Regions from separate parts of the Homo sapiens genome. Here region 2 is linked to region 1. A link is an interaction called in ENCODE POLR2A ChIA-PET data of the cell type or tissue named here. Cell type or tissue: PC-3. All regions are shown on one strand. Each heading gives the region's core, and the rest is flanking DNA. Links, peaks and the distances in the headings are about the cores only.

Region 1 (8,747 bases), core at 513-8,512:
ATCATCCTAGGGACATGGTCTTAAGCTGCTAGAAGCCATGCTAGGGTTTGGTCAAGTCTCTTAGTGCAGGGGTTTGGACAGAGTCATTACGGGCAGAGAGTTCTGCAGTTCGCAGTCACAACCTAGACGTACTTTGTGAAAATAAATATGCATCAGCAATTCCACTCCTAGACATATGCTTCCGAGAAACTCTTACACAGGTCCTAAAGGATCACGGACAAAAACACTCACCTCACTGTAGTACTGGTAGCAGGGAGCTGGGGCATTTGCTAGGGGAATGGATAAGTAAATGCGGTAGGTAGGTTTAAAAACCAAACCACACAAAATAACATATTTTTGTTAAATATAGTGAACTGCAAATTTCTCTTCAAAGAATCAGCACGTCAGTAGTTTCAGCTCTCTTATTCTTTGATTCTCCATTTTAAAGTTTAACTTCCTGGTTCTCTTTGCCCACTTGCTTCTAGTTTAAGTAAACAACTTTCCCCGTAGTCCTAATCAGTAGTTCACATCTGTTCCCCTGGTCACCTGCTCCATCTTGACTCATTGTGGTCATCTTCTTTGACCTGAGTCACCCTTGGTCACCTTCTCTGACCTAAGTCACCTTTGGTTACCTGTTCCTAACTGTCCTTCCTGCCAAACTACTCACTCCGCCACTCTGACTCATACCCCTGCCCCTTTAAAATAGCCAATCAAAATTAGCTTAGACTGTGCGGTCCAACCCTAGCCAACAGGGGAACAACACAGCAGCAGGGCCTACCTGTGTCAGGAATCAGAACTCCTGCCCCTCCCCTGTCCAGGTGTGCTCTCGCCATTGTTCCATCTGTGATGAGCACCCTTTCTGCAGAAAGTAAAAATTGCTTTGCTGAGAGAATTAAATGTATGTTCGAGTGCTATTTCTTTGTGGCACCAGGGAACAAACATTTCTAACATTTTGTAAGTTCACATACATACCCAAGAATACATTATCACAATATCAGAGTGACAGCGTGTGGGAAGAAGGAGAATGGGTATCAGAAATGAAGGTGGGGGGGAAATCAAATAAATAAAACAAGAGCAACTCCTTACACGATGGATAATGAGTGAGCCCCATACTCCACTCACTACAGTTGCAGTCAGAAACAGAGAGAGGGAGAGAAGAGAGGGGAGAGGATGAGAAGGTGGGAAAAACAGAAAGTGTGTCACTCTGGCAGGATGGACAATGACTGAGAGGCTAGGGTGGGAGAGACCAGGGAAGAGGGGATGGGGCAGTGGAGGTGGGAGATGACAGTGGTTGGAAGTAGAGCAGAGGCAGCGGAAATACAAATAATCAATGCTGACTAAGGACCTATCATGTGCTAGGCACCATTAGGTTCTTGCATTCCGTTTGGGGATGGATCCCAGAAGCCCCCTTAAGATGGAAACGCTGATATGGTGAATGTAGGGTGGAGTTCAGGTTGATCCCAAAGGTCCTAATCTGGGCAACTAGGAGGATGATGGTGGCTTTAACTGAACTGAGAAATAAATAAGAAGGGAAATACACAAACTCACATTCATGGCTTGGGATCTCCCAATCCATCACTTTGAAAATCAAGATTCTGAGAAGGCATTCCTATTTAGGAGGAAGAGGAGTGACATTCATTGTGTGGCTAGAATAATTGTTATTTTCATAACAATACCAAGTCTGAGTGCTTATTACAGGTTAGGTAGTGTGCTTAAGATGTTGACACTCATTAGCTCATTCACAACCCTATAAAATAGGTATTGCTATAATCTCTCTTTTTATTGATTAGAAAACTGATCTTAGTGAAGTTAAGTACTTGCCCCAGGTCACAGAGCTTCTGATTCCTTAGCCGTAATATGTATGGATTCCACTCTACAGGCGTAATTTTTATATAATTGTCAAAGTAGTCCATGAATAGACTTATTATCTTCATTGTCTTCATGTATCTCTAGTAAGTGGTAGAGGTGGGATCAAAACCAAAGTTTGTGCTTTTTTTTTTTTTTTTTTGAGATGGAGTCTTGCTGTGTTGCCCAGGCTGGAGTGCAGTGGCACAATCTCAGCTCACTGCAACCTCCGCCTCCTGGGTTCAAGCCTCTGAGTATTCTCCTGTCTCAGCCTCCTGAGTAGCTGGGATTACAGGCACCCACCACCATGCCTGGCTATTTTTTGTATTTTTTAGTAGAGATGGGGTTTCCCCACGTTGGCCAGGCTGGTCTCAAACTCCTGACCTCAGGTGATCTGCTCGCCTCGGTCTTCCAAAGTGCTGGAATTACAGGTGAGAACCACCGTGCCCGGCCTATAGTCTTTTCACAACACACATCTGCATATCTCTCTCAACTATTGCTCAAACTGTCTCTCATGCTGCCCATTCAAACTCTACCTATAGAGGAAAAGAGTCTAAAGAAACATATTAACCAATTGCAATCCATAGACCTTGTTTGGATCCCAGTTCAAACAAATGGTTAACAAAAACACTTAGAGGATAATTGGGAAACATGATATTAAGGAATTATTATTGATTTTTATGTGTGCTGATAACATCATGATTATGTCTAAATAAGGCAGTCCTTTTTAAAGAGAAATATCTATAGGTGAAATACTAACTACAAGGGTTCTCAGAGCAAGGCCCTCAGATCAGCAGCATCAGTATTACCCAGGAACTTGTTAGAATGCAGATTCTCAGGCCAGACCTGCTGAATCAGAAACTCAGTGGGTGGAGCCCAGCAATCCATGTTTTGACAAGCCCTTCAGGGGATTCAAATGCATGCTGAAGTTTGAGAGCCACCACAATAATGTGATGTCTTGAATTTGTTTCAAAATAATCTGGGGAAGGGATGATGGGTATATAGGGATTCATTATGACCATACTGTCTCCTTTTTTTTTTTTTTTTAAAGAGATGGGGTCCCCCTCTGCTGCCCAGGCTGGATTCAAACTCCTGGGCTCAAGCAATCCTCCTGCTCCACCTCCTGAGTATGTATTCTCCACTTTTATATGGGTTGGGAAGTTTTCCACAATAAAAAATTTTCAAAACTCCAAACAGTTTTCTCTGCAGTGCCGCCTAATGGCTCTCTCCTCACTGCTCTTGTCTCTCTTTTTTGCCCGCTCCCCTCCATCTGGAACATTTCCTCCTGGCTTCAGAAATGGCTGCTGTCCTTATTTTGTTTATGTTTATTATTATATTTTGAGATGGAGTCTCGCTCTGTCACCCAGGCTGGAGTGCAGTGGCGCGATCTCGGCTCACTGCAACCTCTTCCTTCCAGATTCAAGTGATTCTCCTGCCTCAGCCTCCCAAGTAGCTGGGACTACAGGTGTATACCACCACACCTGGCTGATTTTTGTATTTTTAGTAGAGACGGGGTTTCACCACGTTGGCCAGGCTGGTCTCAAACTCCTGACCTCAAGTGATTTGCCCACCTCGGCCTCCCAAAGTGCTGGTATAAGCCACCGCACCTAGCCCTTATTCTGTTTATTTGCCTCAAGTTTCTCAAATCTTAGGAGCTCCTTCTCTTCTTGCTCTCTCTCCTTGTCCTCTCTGTAAAAGTCTTTAAATGGCCCTTCTCATATCATTCAGTCACAGTTTCTCGCGTCTCAGCGTTCTTCTTCCTGGCTTCTAGATTCTGTGCACTCTGTGGTTTGCAGAACTTGTTATCCAAGACCTTGTCTTTGCACATGCGCTGAGTGATCTCTCTGCTGCTTTTATTGGCACTATCGACAGTTTCTTTTCTTTCTCTTAGAAAACAAAACATTTACCTCCTTCAATTAAAAAAAAATTTTATGTGATTGTTTTAGTTTGCAACATATCTGCCATTTAAAAAACTCCAAACAATAAAGAAGTGGAACAAGTAAAAATGTCACCTTGTTCCCCAGAACACTCTCTTCATTGCTAACTTCCTAATGCTCTCGCCTATCCCTCCGTGATATCTGAGTTCATTCCTCCTCTGACCTCTGCCTTAGATCCCCCAGGACAGCATGTAGAGTTTGGAACTAAAGATCACAGCCCATTGACTCTTCAGTCTGAGGGATGGAGTAAGTTAAAGGGACAGAAGTAAATAAAATTGAGAAGGCTGGGCACAGTGGCTTATACCTGTAATCCCAGCACTTTCAGAGGCTGAGGTAGGAGATCTCTTGAGCTCAGGAGATCAAGGCTGCGGTGAGGTATGATCATGCCACTGCACTCTACCCTGGGTAACAGAGTGAGATCCTGTCTTAAAAAAAAAAAAAAGAGAAGAGAGCAAAAGAGAGCCAGGAGTGAGTGGGAGGAGGATGGTTGGCAGCTGCTGGAAGTGGGACAAGGAGTTAAATGTCCTTTGTGTCCAGCTCCCACAACTCCCCCACCTTTCCCTTGGTCTTGATCATGGCTTTTGATCTCTTTTGGGAGCTCCAAGGTGCAGAAGCTTCTTCAGAGAGTCTGCTGATGAAGCACTGTTCAGCATGTGGATCTAGAATGAAGCCTCCTTGACCGCCGCTATGGCAGCTTCTGCTCTTGGCTATGGGCTTGGACCCATTCTAGTGGGCTCCCTTCCCCAGCATGTCTGGCCCTGTGGGTATACTCGCCTCCTGTTATTGTCCCCGTTAAGCCATCAAGCCACTGACTTACCAACAGTCTACCTATTGTCATATGTATCTGGATCCTTCAAGTTGGAGCTTTGCTGCTCTTCTAGGAGTTCCCTGAACTTCTAGAGGAAGTCACTTAAGAAATTTGACTCCCTGTTTTAGATCACTAATCTTTCCGGGCTTCATGACTTCTTGGAACTTGTCTTAAGATTTTATCAATGTTAAAATAATTAAGACTATGTAGAAATGTTGGAAAGTGTTTATAATCCAATGTTAGTTTTTAAAAAAGTAGTATATACAATAGGGTATCTTTTCTCCATAGTAACCAGGTATATTTCTTTGCTGACATGGACAAGAAGAAGGGAACATGTAAGAATGAAGAGTCATTATCTGGTAGGTTGGATTATCACTTTTTTTTTTCTTTTAAAAGTTCCCTGTTAATAACTCTTTATAAAAATCACTTGGCTGAGATGTTTCCCTGTTTCAGTTCAATGTTTAAAGTTATGTTTCCAGGCTGAGTGCAGTGGCTCATGCCTGTAATCCCAACACTTTGGGAGGCCGAGGCAGGTGGATCGCTGGGGGCCAGGAGTTCGAGGCTAGAATTTGAGGCCAGCCAGGCCAACATGGCAAAATCCCCATCTCTACTAAAAATACAAAAATTAGCTGGGCGTGATGGCAAGCACCTGTAATCCTAGCTACTTGGGAGGCTGAGGCATGAGAATCAGTTGAACCTGGGAGGCAGAGGTTGCAGTGAGCTGAGATCGTGCCACTACACTCCAGCCTGGGTGACAGAGCCAGACTCAGACTCAAAAAAAAAAAAAAAAAAGTTCTGTTTCCAGTCTTGGCCAGACATGCTTTGCCCAGCATCAGACTCTGGGTGGAATCTTCACAAAAGCACTATGCTGCTCATCGCCCTGGAAGAGGCCACAGAGTTATCTTTCATTTCCCTGCACCTTCCTTCTTGTTGGGACAATTGCAGCAAGTTAGCACTGCTCCTTCCATAACTTTTCTGTGCCCTTTCCCCCAGTTTTTAGCAGTTCCCTTCTGCTGACGGCTAGTTATATAAGACCTATTATGATGGGACTTCTCTCATTCACTGCCTCTGAATTGACTTCTTTCCTACGAACTGGAATATCTCAGGGGTGATATGAACCCAGGGAGCCTTCTTATCACAGACAGGTCTGATTCCCCCACTAAAAACAAACATCTCTACAGTTACAAGCACCAATACACTTTGTAATTATGGACTATGATGTCGTTCCTAAACGTCTCAAAATAATTTTACAAATATTCACTGGGATTAAGTGGCATAATCCCTATCATAAAAATGGAGTTATGGAGGTATTTTTCCTTCTCCACTGTCCTCAGGGGAAACAGAATTTCTAAAGAGAAGCCAAGTTTCTGGGGTTTGAACTTTCTGATTCTTTGAACATTCTTTAAGAACTCCAACTATATCTTGCTATCATTTCTACTTTCCACAAAATCCTGGACAGTAAAGAAAACAGAGACATGTAAGATCAAAAAGTTTTGCATAGCTGTGTCAAAAAACAGAGATGCTAGCATAAATAATCCAGTTTTAATCACAGTAAAAGGAGCCCCAAACTCTTATTTCAAGTGGGGCAGGCATAAAGAAGTAACTCACCAGCTAAGATTTCTTTATGCGTCTCAGCAGTCTTGCCACGCTGTGTCTTCTTGGGGAAGTGTCTCTAGTTTGCTAGCTGAATTGCCGTGGGTGAGAACTATGAAGCCTTGGCTGACTACCTGCTCTGCCGGCCACCAGATACACCTGAGCCCTTTCTCAGTGCTTGAGAGGAAGTTGGATCCCTGCCAGGGCTGGCTTCTGGCCAGAGAGGCAACTCAGATCAATTGGTCTACTGGGAAGCTTGCTGACTTTCACCTGTCCAAGCTACAAAGCCATCAGTGTTAACTGCACTAGGCTTCCAGCCCACTGAGCTCTTTGTCAGGCACTAGAGCCTAAACAAGGTGGCCTGGCTCAGTCTACAGACTCCAGCTGGAAGAGAAGCACAATTGTGCTGCATGCTCCTAGTACCCTACACCCAGTGGAGATGAATGCAAACTAAAATGTAGGCAACTGGGTGTTGCTTGTCAGTTTTGTTTGGAAGCACCTGAAATAAAGGAGTCAGCTCATGAATTCCTGCAATGGTAGAGAGCTTGAGTGCCCAAGCAAGAGGAAATTACCAATAATTTTAATAGTATGTGGCATCTCTGAGCTCAGGAATACCTTCTAGCTACAAAATTCCAGTGATCAGGCATTTCCTGTGGAAAAGAGGTTCTAAGCCTACTTGTTTAGAAGGCTTCAACTTATTTCAGTAATAAGACTGGGTTTGTTATGACCAAAGTTACATTCTATGAGAGGCCAATGTGTGGGGGAAAGGGATATCTGGAAATCTCTACTCGTTCTTCCCTGAGGGTTCATGGAAGTTGATGGAGTTGCCCAAACCAGGGTTGGAACTTTGGGAGAAGCAGCCCCACTTCATCCAGTAAGGATGTTTCCACAGAGGACAAAGATCATTGACATAGTACTCATTATGTGCCGCCGTGCTAAGTTCTTCATATGCCTAGCTGATTAAATGTATTCCTCCCTTTCTCCCTTTGGGGTATACTTACTCTAGGACCCTCATCTCTATTTTTCTCTTTCTCTTCTTCTTTTTTTTTTTTTGAGATGGAGTTTCACTCTTGTTGCCCAGCTTGGAGTGCAATGGTGTGATCTCAGCTCACTGCAGCCTACACCTCCCGGGTTTAAGCAATTCTCCCATCTCAACTTTCTGAGTAGCTGGGATTACAGGCATGCGCCACCACGCCTGGCTAATTTTTGCATTTTTAGTAGAGATGGGGTTTCACCATGTTGGCCATGCTGGTCTCGAACTCCTGACCTCAGGTGATCCGCCCGCCTCAGCTTCCCAAAGTGCTGGGATTACAGGCATGAGCCACCGTGCCTGGCTGGACTCTCATCCCTTTAACCAGGAAGAAATCAAGATTCAAAGAGGTTGAATGACTGGCCCAGAGTCACACAGGGTGGTGAATGGTGGAGTTTCAAAACCCAGGTTCGTATGATGCCAAAGCTCTGCCCCCTATACCATTCTGCCTGCCTGACTCCGAACGGAAGTTGTCAGATTTGATATTAGCACTACTCACGTCAGGCTGGCACTTGTGAGCTTGCTGGAATGTGGCCTGTGAATACACTATGGTTTAGAAGACGGGTAGGAGAGGACAGTGCTTCAGACTGAGAACAAGAAGAACAGGAAGGATATGGACCAAATCCCTGAGGCTAGAGGAGAGTGGGTTCCCCAGCAGGTGTGAAAAATGAGAAGGCTGTGAGAAACCTTAAGCTATTACAGTCTAACTATATCTCCTAAATGTCTGAGTGTCAGCTAACCATGACATTGTGAATAATGCACCTGGAAAGAGGTGACACTATTGCACCAAGGTTTACTTCACGTAAAATGCTAAGTTTCCCCATGCATAGAAATTTGAATTATTATGATGTTTAAATTAATCACACAGAGTGCTTTATAAAAGTCTCAGTGAAGAGCTGTTATTCCCCACTCAACAGAAGTAGGAGCTGAAGGACTCAGGGATCAAGTAACCAGACAAGAGTCATCATGGTAACTGGTGTCAGGTATGCAGTGAGAATTTACAATCCCTTGTTGGAATCCAGTTTTTATTTTCTTAGATTAGTAAACCAAAGCTGAGATCAAACACACTTCCTTTCTTGTGAAGTCCACTCTTAGGAGTGACATCTTATGTACGACAAATGTCGTTATTTATTTCTTCCCAAAGTGCTCTCACATATACGGCCTCATCCCACTGCCAACCCTGTGTGGAGTTAGACATTCTTATTTCGACTTACAGATTAGAAAACAGAAGCAGAAACACGGCAAGGGACTTGCTGACATTCCACTGCTGGCTCCTGGCAGAGTCAGAAGCCTGGCATTCTTTCCTCCAGGTCACACTGTCCTCCAACTGATCCCGCCTGAAACTGAGCAGGGCAGCGAGGGTTCACACAGGGGTTACGCCTCCAAGCCATCACCGTGAAAGGGAAGACGCAGATGTGAATAAAACTACAAAACTGGCTATATTTTAAAACACAGACATTGGTACCCAGATCAATGGGTCTATGTGAGTCTTGGCCTAGAGGTTCCCTCAGCCACTGCCCAGTCAAAGGATACAATGTGGACTTTTCCTTCCTTC
Region 2 (8,747 bases), core at 552-8,551, 280 kb after region 1:
AAAGGAGCTGGGCACAGTGGCTCATGCCTGTTAATCCCAGCACTTTGGGAGGCTGAGGCAGGCAGATTGCTTGAGGCCAGAAGTTTGAGACCAGCCTGGCCAACATGATGAAACCCTGTCTCTACTAAAAATACAAAAATTAGCTAGGCATGGTGGTGCCTGCCTGTAGTCCCAGCTACTCGGGAGGCTGAGGCACGAGAATCACTTGAACCCAGGAGGCAGAAGTTTCAGTGAGTCAAGATCACACCACTGCACTCCAGCCTGGGCAATAGGGCAAGATTCCATCTCAAAAAAAAAAAAAAAAAAAAAAAATGTTAAAGGGAAAACAAAAACCCATCACCTCCTAAAATTAGAATGTTTGTCCAGCAAGGTCGTAGGATACATGATAAGCATAAAATATCAATTATGTTTCTATGTACTCGCAATAAACTTATGGAAAAGTTTAATTAAAAAAATAAAGATGGCCAGGCGTGGTGGCTCATACCTGTAATCCTAGCACTTTGGGAGTCCAAGGCAGGCAGATTGCTTGAGCTCAGGAGTTCAAGATCAGCCTGCGTAACATGGTGAAACCCCGTCTCTACAAAAAATGCAAAAATTAGCTGGGTGTGGTGGTGTGTGCCTGTGGTCCCAGCTACTCGAGAGGCTGAAATGGGAGGATCACTTGAGCCCAGGAGGCTGAGGCTGCAATGAGACAATATTGCATCACTGCACTCCAGCCTGGGTGACAAAGTGAGACCCTGTCTCAAAAAAAAAAAAAAAAAGGTGGAATATGAACCAGGATGAATATTCTGAAACTCAAATATAACCATATCTAACTCCTGTTCAAAATGCTTTAAAGCTTAACCAATAAGAGAAAGTCCAGACTCCTATGGTTGGACATGTGGTAGGATAACCTACTGAGAAAAAAATGGGTTTTGTTTTTTCAGAATCAGGTTCACCACAAAGGAATGAACTTCATTTCCTCTTCTGCCAAGAAGGAGGCCAGGCCTCTGACCCTGGAAGGTCTGGGTTTTTCATACCCCCAAAAGGGCAGTTAACAACTGTAACTGGTTGTTTGAGAGGTCCCAATCCACCGAAGTATAAACAACGAAGGTTTTGTTTTTCCCAGTAATTGCTACCTGCTTTGCTTGGCCAAATCCCTCCCCACCAGGGTAGAGGGGAACTTTAGTGATAACTCCATCTGGTCCAACACCTTTTCCGTCACATGAAGCTATCAAAACAGTGTAATTTCAAGTGAATATTTGGTTGCTTCAGGTACTATTTCCCCTGCCAAGTCCAGTTCAATGGCCTCTCTCTAGGAGCTGACCAGGGTGCCATTTAAAGCCGCAGGGAGGTCCCGGCTGAAGCGGGTAGGTGGTGCCATCAGGAATTTACTTTCCTAGTCTGTCTCCCTTCGCTTGGCAGCAGGTGTGTGAAGCAGGCCTCACCAGTCAGAGGTGCACATTTTCAGAAGCTGGCAATGCCATTGACGGTGTTGGATGAGACATGCAGCTCTCTGGGCAGTAAGTGGCAGGGGTTCTCACAGTGTGGCAGGGCTGCCCCACTGTACCCACCACTGTATCAGGCGCAAGGCCGCTGTCAACAGCCCAGCTTCTAGGAGCACCCGAATCTTAAAAGACTCCATTCGTGTGTCCTTTACACTTGCAATCCTGGCATAATTAGAAATAACTCCACTTTCCCTCTCAAATGAGGAGATAAAATATGTAGCCATCCCACCCCATATGTTTTAATAAATTCATTTTCTATTTAACTGGCCAGAGTGGTCTTTGAATTTACAGCTAAGAACGTGCCTGATACAAAAGGCTTCTCAGAATCAGGCTCCTCCCTCCTACTCCATCTCTATCCCACCTGTGATTCGATCTCAGTTCTATTAAAATAGATGGCTGTTTAATGTCTCCAGGCCATTGGACGGGCTTTTCTTTCTTCCTGGAACGTTTTTTCCCCCAGCGTCCACCTGGAAAACACTGTCTTCCTCCCTCTTTGTGCCCTGCATTCCTCTATTGTCACACTTAGCCCCATGTTACAATTGTACTAGACTTTTTGGGTTTGTTCTTTTGAGATTTCTCTGCCAATGATTTGTGAGTTCCCTCAGATTAGAGACTTAGTTTCCTCCAGGGTTAGACCAATGCCAGTCACAGGAAAAGTTTCAACAAACATGTATTGAAAACTTTATATGAATCAGTGTAAAACTGCACTTTTTATAGAAAAATGGTGAAATCAATTGGTTATGATTACTGATTTAGAGAGTAGCTTTAGCAGTCTGCTAAGTTGAATTCTCTGATGGTTTTCATTTGTAGATCTTGAGTTTTAGCTGGAGAGAACCAACCCTATCAGGGGTCTGGAAAATGGAATTCAAGTCAGGAGTGGACCTTAAGTTGGACTAAGCCATGTCACACCAATAGGGAGACAAATGGTGACAGCTCACTATTATTATTAGACTGCTATGTCACTGCTATGTGCTGGCTGCCTTATATACCTTCTTTTTTTTTTTCTTTTTGTTTTGAGATGAAATCTTGCTGTGTCACCCAGGCTGGAGTGCAGTGAAACAATCTCGGCTCACTGCAACCTCCACCTCCCAGGTTCAAGCAATTCTCTGCCTCAGCCTCCTGAGTAGCTGGGATTACAGGCACCCACCAACCCGCCCCGCTAATTTTTGTATTTTTAATAAAGACAGGGTTTCACCACCTTGGCCAGGCTGGTCTTGAACTCCTGACCTCGTGATCCACCTGCCTTGGCCTCCAAAAGTGCTGGGATTACAGGCGTGAGCCACCGCGCCCGACCTAGTAACAGTTTAAAGGATAAAGCAGGCGAGCACTAGGGACAAGAGGCAAGGATTTCAGGCCCTGCTCTACCACCAATGAGGTGGGCTCACTTCAGGCTAATTATTTTCCTTCTGAATCTCAGAATCTGTATCTGTAAACCAGCATGCACTCTGAGGTCCCTTTCAGCCACATGGTACAAAAATTCTAAACCTCCCAGCAAGAGGTTCACTATAGAAGATGATACTGGATAAGACCAAAAAGAAAGAAAGAAAGAAAAAAAACTTTCCTAATAGTGGAAGTTGGAACAGGCTCAGCATTGTTTTTGGAAAGAGAAGTTATTTCTGGAAGTTTCTCAAGCGTCTCTCTGTTCTTGATGGAACTCAACACAAGCACTCTGCATCTAGTAGGCCCTCCATAACTATTTCTTACTAATGAACAGCATCTAGGGTGTCAGAGTTGGATCTTCAGGGCTGGGTACATCTAATAACCTCCTCTCCCAGCGTTTCACCCCGCCTGTGATAAACAAGTGTTTGATACGGTGACCCTCTTGTTTTCTAGACTCTTTTAGTTAGATTTCTCTGTGGGATGTTTTCAAACATTCTCAGGTAATAATAACAAGACCATAATGATAACCCAGAGGTGGTTGTAACTTTTATGTGGTTAGCTGGGAGAAAGAATTAGAGGTTTTAATGGTGATGAAAAATTTTTCTTGAACCTGATCAGCCTTTGACAAATGCAGACTGGAGCTTTAACAGTTGCAAAATGGAGATAGTGATGCAGGATGTTTAAAGATAGAGTAGAAGGCATAGACCAGAGAGAGCAGCTGTTAGTTTGCTGAGGAAATGGTCTCCCTTCTCGTCACAAACCATTTCATTATCTATGTGTATATCAAAGCATCATGTTATATGCCTTAAATATATATGATAAAATCTTTTTAAAAATTCATTTATCTGTTTGCAAATTGGAGGAGCTTGACACTAGGATGCAGTTAGGTCAGAACAATGCAATAGGTATGTTGAGCTCATGACTGGTCAAGGAATAGGCAAGGCCAGAGGGAAGCTGTGACCAGGGAGGCAGGTAGCCAAAGTGACACTCCTCAGATGTGGCAGCTGTCCCTCCCACTTCCCCATGTCAGCCCTTCCAGCTGCCAGTGCCTGCCTGAGGACTCTGGTGCTGGAGGCTGTCTTGCCCATGAGTGCAGCAGGCAGGAAGTGTTGGGGAGTAATTGCTGCCCCCTTCAAAAAAATAAAGACTGGTGGGAGTAGGTGTAAAATGCCTCAGCACTCTTGTCCTTCTGGGATAACTGTCTCTGAGTTCCCTGAGGGGATCAAGCTTCAGCCACATGGGTAACTTGCATGATCTCGCATCCTTCATTGTCTCCTTCCTTTCCCTGTCTCACATCTTCAGTGGTGTTTCCTAGGATCATCTCCCACAAACTACCTGAGCTGGAATCCTTGTCTCAGGTTCTACTTGTGGGGAGACCCCAACTAAGACAGCAGGCCACTAGGAATATGATGGGTAAAGTCACTGACTTGTAGCCAGGGGACTAACAGAACACAGGGCCGCCATGGGGCTTATAACACGGAAGAGGAAGTAGCTGAAGTGTCCAGTATACAAAGAGATGAGCACGGTGAGACTCATGGCTGTGCGCAGGAAGGGGCAAGCTTGATTGGAAGACTACCGTAGTCCTGACCCTGTGTTTGGGATTAGGTACATATTGTCTCTATCAATCCTTACAGAACTATACACTAGAGATGTCACCTCCATTTCACAGGTTGAAGGAAGTTAAATAACTCATTTATGATCACACGGCTCGTAGAGAGGGGATGTGAACCAGGCCTCCCTGGTACCAAAGTCTATGCTATATTCCCAAGAGCTCACCTAACAGCCCACACATCATGAGTGATCAGTGACCAGTCGGTGTGGTTTTCATGAGGAAGAGCCAGCAGTTCCTCAGGCCAGGCCAGGCTTCCCAGGGTGGAAGGACCTTAGAGAGGTTGAGGTCAGCCACATGGGGACTCAGCTTAGCAGATCCAGAAACTTGATTTGGCAACCCCCTAGCAGTAATCTGGCCTGGGGCACTGAATGACAGCCACCAGACTCTCCAGAGACTCATGAATGATCTGGGTACTGATCTGTTGATCAGATATTTATGTTTGTTAGTGTATTAGTTTTCTGTTGCTGATGTAACAAATGACCACAAACCTAGTAGCTTCAAACAATATACATTTATTATCTTACAGTTCTGGCAGTCAGAAGTCTAAAATCAGTTTCACTGGTCTAAAATGAAGGTGTGGGCAAGGCTGCATTCCTTCTGAAAGCTCTAGGGGAGAATCAATTTCATTGCCTTTTCCAGATTCTAGAGACCACCCTAATTCCTTGGCCCCTTCATCTGCCTTCAAAGCCAGCAGCATAGCGGCTTCCAGCCTGACTCTGACTCCTTCTTGTTACATTTGATGCATCTGGACGATCCCGGAGAATCTCCTCATTTCAAGGTTCTTAGTTTAATCACAGCCACAAAGTCCCTTTTGCCACATAAAGAAATGTATTCACAGGTTCCAGGGATGAAATATGGACATCTTGAGGGAGCCATTACTCAGCCTATCTCCTTCGGTCAGTTTTTTTATCTTCCCACAGCAGGATCATAGTTAAGCCAGCCTATGAGCAAAGGCTGCTGAGGAACCTGAAACCAGAGTACAGGGATGTGTACAATCTCCATGGACAGGTCATCAGCTGGCTGCAAATCAGCTGGGCCCCAGTCTGCCATCCAATCAACAAGGAGTGGAAACTTCTGACACTCAGGCTTCCCTTCTTGTAGACACTGTAGCCTTTTATCAGACGGACTCCAGTGCTGATTGTCAGGTCCTGCTCTACTTACTCCCAACTCTCCATCTCTGATACAATTACAAGTCATCTTTTATGGTTGCTTGATGGGACCTGTCCCATCCTGGGTTCCTGTTAATCATGCCCATCCATTAACGTCTCTGACAGATTGTGTTACAAACCAGTACCCAGTGACAGCATTTGATCCAGTGTTCTCCAGGACCTCACAGCTCCCTGCCCTTCTCTCCCTACCTCTCTGACTTTTGGCCGCACATCCCAGGTTCCAAAGTCTGCTCTGCCCTTCCCCTGTCTTTTTGATAACTTGTTAGGACTTTCCTTTCTGGATTCTGTGCAGAAATAATCTCATCCATTATGTACTGAGCTTTATTAGTAACCTTGTCTCAAAATTTGGGGAATACCTCCTTCATGGTGACTTTTTTTTTTTTTTAAAAACTGATTCTCAATTTTCTGTGTTAGTCAATTTCTACGTTTCTGAAAATCATTCTATAAACATTCTGCAAGAAACTGTTTATGTGCCAGGCTTTGGGTAAGGCTCAGAGAGCCTAGAGGCCAGTGGAGAAAATGAATTTTTTTTAATCAAATCATCACATTCACGTATATGTAATTATAAATGAAGATTAATTGCTCTTAAGGACAGAAACATGGTTAATGAAAATTTAACACAGACCTGCCCCAGATTGGGGGTCCTCAAGGGAAACTTCCCTATAGAAGTGCCATTTGAACTGTGATCATCGGATAGGTGACAGGGAGAAGTCAGGGAGCTGGGAGGTGACTGTGGCTGCAGGCAGAGACAGACAGATGGGGAGGAAAGGTCAAGGGGGATTGTATAGGCAGGCAGGGGGCAAGGCGGGGGTTTTGAGTTTTAGCCTAAGAGCAAAGATTTTCAGCAAGGAGAGAGTGGGGATGGCATCACGTGTGCTGAAACCATCTTCCTGATTGTAGCGTGGTGAACAGCTTTTATGGGGAAGGAGGAGAGGACAGGAGGGCAGTTAGGAGCTCCTTTTGGTAACAGAGGTGAGACATGAAGGCGACCTGGCTGGGGTAGTAGCAATGGAGAAGCAGCAGAGTGGTTGGTTTCTCAGAGTAGTTTGGCAGTAAAAATCTAACAGGAGATGGTGACAGTTTGAATATGAGGCAAGAGGTGGAAAGTTTCGAAGATGGAACCAAACTTCACAGCATATATAAGTTACTATTAACTAGTCTGATTTTTTTTTTTTTTTTGGGACAGTGTCTCTCTCCGTCGCCCAGGCTGGAGTGCAGTGGTGTGATCTCAGCTCACTGCAACCTCTGCCTCCCGGTTCAAGCAATTCTCATGCCTCAGCCTCCCAAGTAGCTGGGACTACAGGCATGGACCACCATGCCCAGCTAATTTTTGTATTTTTAGTAGAGACGGAGTTTCGCCATGTTTGCCAGGCTGGTCTTGAACTCCTGACCTCAAGTGATCCACCCTCCTGGCCTCCTAAATTGCTGGGATTACAGGCGTGAGCCACCGTGCCTGGTCTGCAATGAAACATTATTAAAAGGAGGAAATGATAGCTCTTGTGTATTTTGTGACAGGCCTAATGAAAATAGCTGCCTTCAGTGTGAGGGGGTTGCTCCATCCTTGTGAACCGCAGACATGACTATGTTGGTGGCTTCTGGGAGAAGTTTACATATCTAAGTTCAAGTTCGTAGGTGGCCAACATGGTTGATGCTTTTATCGTCAGAATTCCCCTAACATTCTTTGCGGTGGGGAGAGGGACTATCTCTAAAACCAAACCACCATCCTGAGGGAGCCTTAGACTGAGAGGCTTACTTATGGACACTCACATTTGGAGAATTCTGGGAATCCAACCCCAAGAATGCTGGCCCCTTTCCCCACTTGTGACGGACGGTCTTTTGAACCTCAGGATTTGGCAGTCTGTCAAACCAAATAACTCTGGGTGCAAAAGTCAATGCAGTCCAGAACAATATCTGCCTCGTTGCTACAGGCTGGATGTCTCTAACAGGCATGTCTTGGAATCCTTGCCCTTTTTCCCTTTTCACTTAGAACAGATGCACTGGTATAAGAACCTGCATGAACACTTTTTTCCCCAACATTATTTTTTTATATTTTATTTCATTTTATTTTGAGACGGAGTCTCACTCTCTCACCCAGGCTGGAGTTCAGTGGCACGATCTGGGCTCACTGCAACCTCTGCCTCCCGGGTTCAAGCGATTCTCATGCCTCAGCCTCCTAAATAGCTGGGATCACAGGCATGCACCACCACGCTCAGCTAATTTTTATATTTTTAGTAGAGACGGGGTTTCACCATGTTGGCCAGGTTGGTCTCGAACTCCTGACCTCAAGTGATACTGCCGCCGCCTTGGCCTCCTAAAGTGCTGGGATTACAGGTCTGAACCACCGCGCCTGGCCACAATGTGATTTTTTTTTTTTTTTTAATAACAAGACACTTGGTTGCTTTGTTGAGACAGAATTTCCAGGATTTCACATTTGAGTCTCTGGACCTAAGTATCCTGGTGGCACCACTTGGATATCTTAAAGTCACCTGTGGCTGCAGGTAGTGGCTCAAGCCTGTAATCCCAGCACTTTGGGAGGCCAAGGTAGGTGGCTCACTTGAGGGCAGGAGTTCGAGACCAGCCTGGCCAACATGGCAAAACCCCATCTTAGCCGGGCGTGATGACACATGCCTGTAATCCCAGCAACTTGGTGGCTGGGGCATGAGAATTGCTTGAACCCGGGCGGCAGATATTATAGTGAGCTGAGATTGTGTTACTGCACTCCAGCCTGGGCAATAGAGCAAGACCCTGTCTCAAAAAAAAAAAAAAAAAAAGTCATTTGTTAAAGTGAGTGGACCCCTTTGGAACATTCAGTCAGATTCTGCTACCCAAAGGCTAGAAACCCGGCCTCCCAGCACACAGTGGGGGAGAGGAGTGTGTACCTTAGGATGAGGCTGAAGGATCTTGGACAGGGAGCCTGGCCAGAGTGCTCCAACCTCGCCATTACTTTTGTTCAATTACACATTATGAGAAGTGGAAGAAATGAGAAAAGCAAATTAATGCTTAATCACTGTTAATACCCAACGCACTTCTAAGGAAGGCCCCTGTGCCTCATTGTGGAGATCTACATACGCCTGCACAGTGACCCCAACCACACCTCCG

The links. Peaks named below come from ENCODE experiments on the same cell type or tissue, not always from the same donor. Only the 100,000 strongest peaks of a DNase experiment are listed, where the experiment ranks them.
Region 2: POLR2A ChIA-PET joins it to region 1 with 17 read pairs; 2 of 35 experiments call an interaction of 5 or more read pairs at or near these places.

Annotation. Positions count from the first base shown.
Region 1 is chr15:63,387,692-63,396,438 of GRCh38, reverse strand. LINC02568 (long intergenic non-protein coding RNA 2568) reads right to left here and starts at 6,209. Exons shown (of 7, transcript NR_120375.1): 1 at 6,178-6,209; 2 at 1,528-1,588; 3 at 758-838. In PC-3, for the core only: no CTCF peak of the experiment used is centred there; no DNase peak of the experiment used is centred there.
Region 2 is chr15:63,106,814-63,115,560 of GRCh38, reverse strand. It overlaps LOC107984798 (a long non-coding RNA gene), which reads left to right. Exons shown (of 2, transcript XR_001751584.1): 2 at 1,405-1,750. Among named protein-coding and RNA genes, the nearest start is that of LACTB, 11 kb to the left of the region's middle. In PC-3, for the core only: no CTCF peak of the experiment used is centred there; a DNase peak (open chromatin) is centred at 7,270.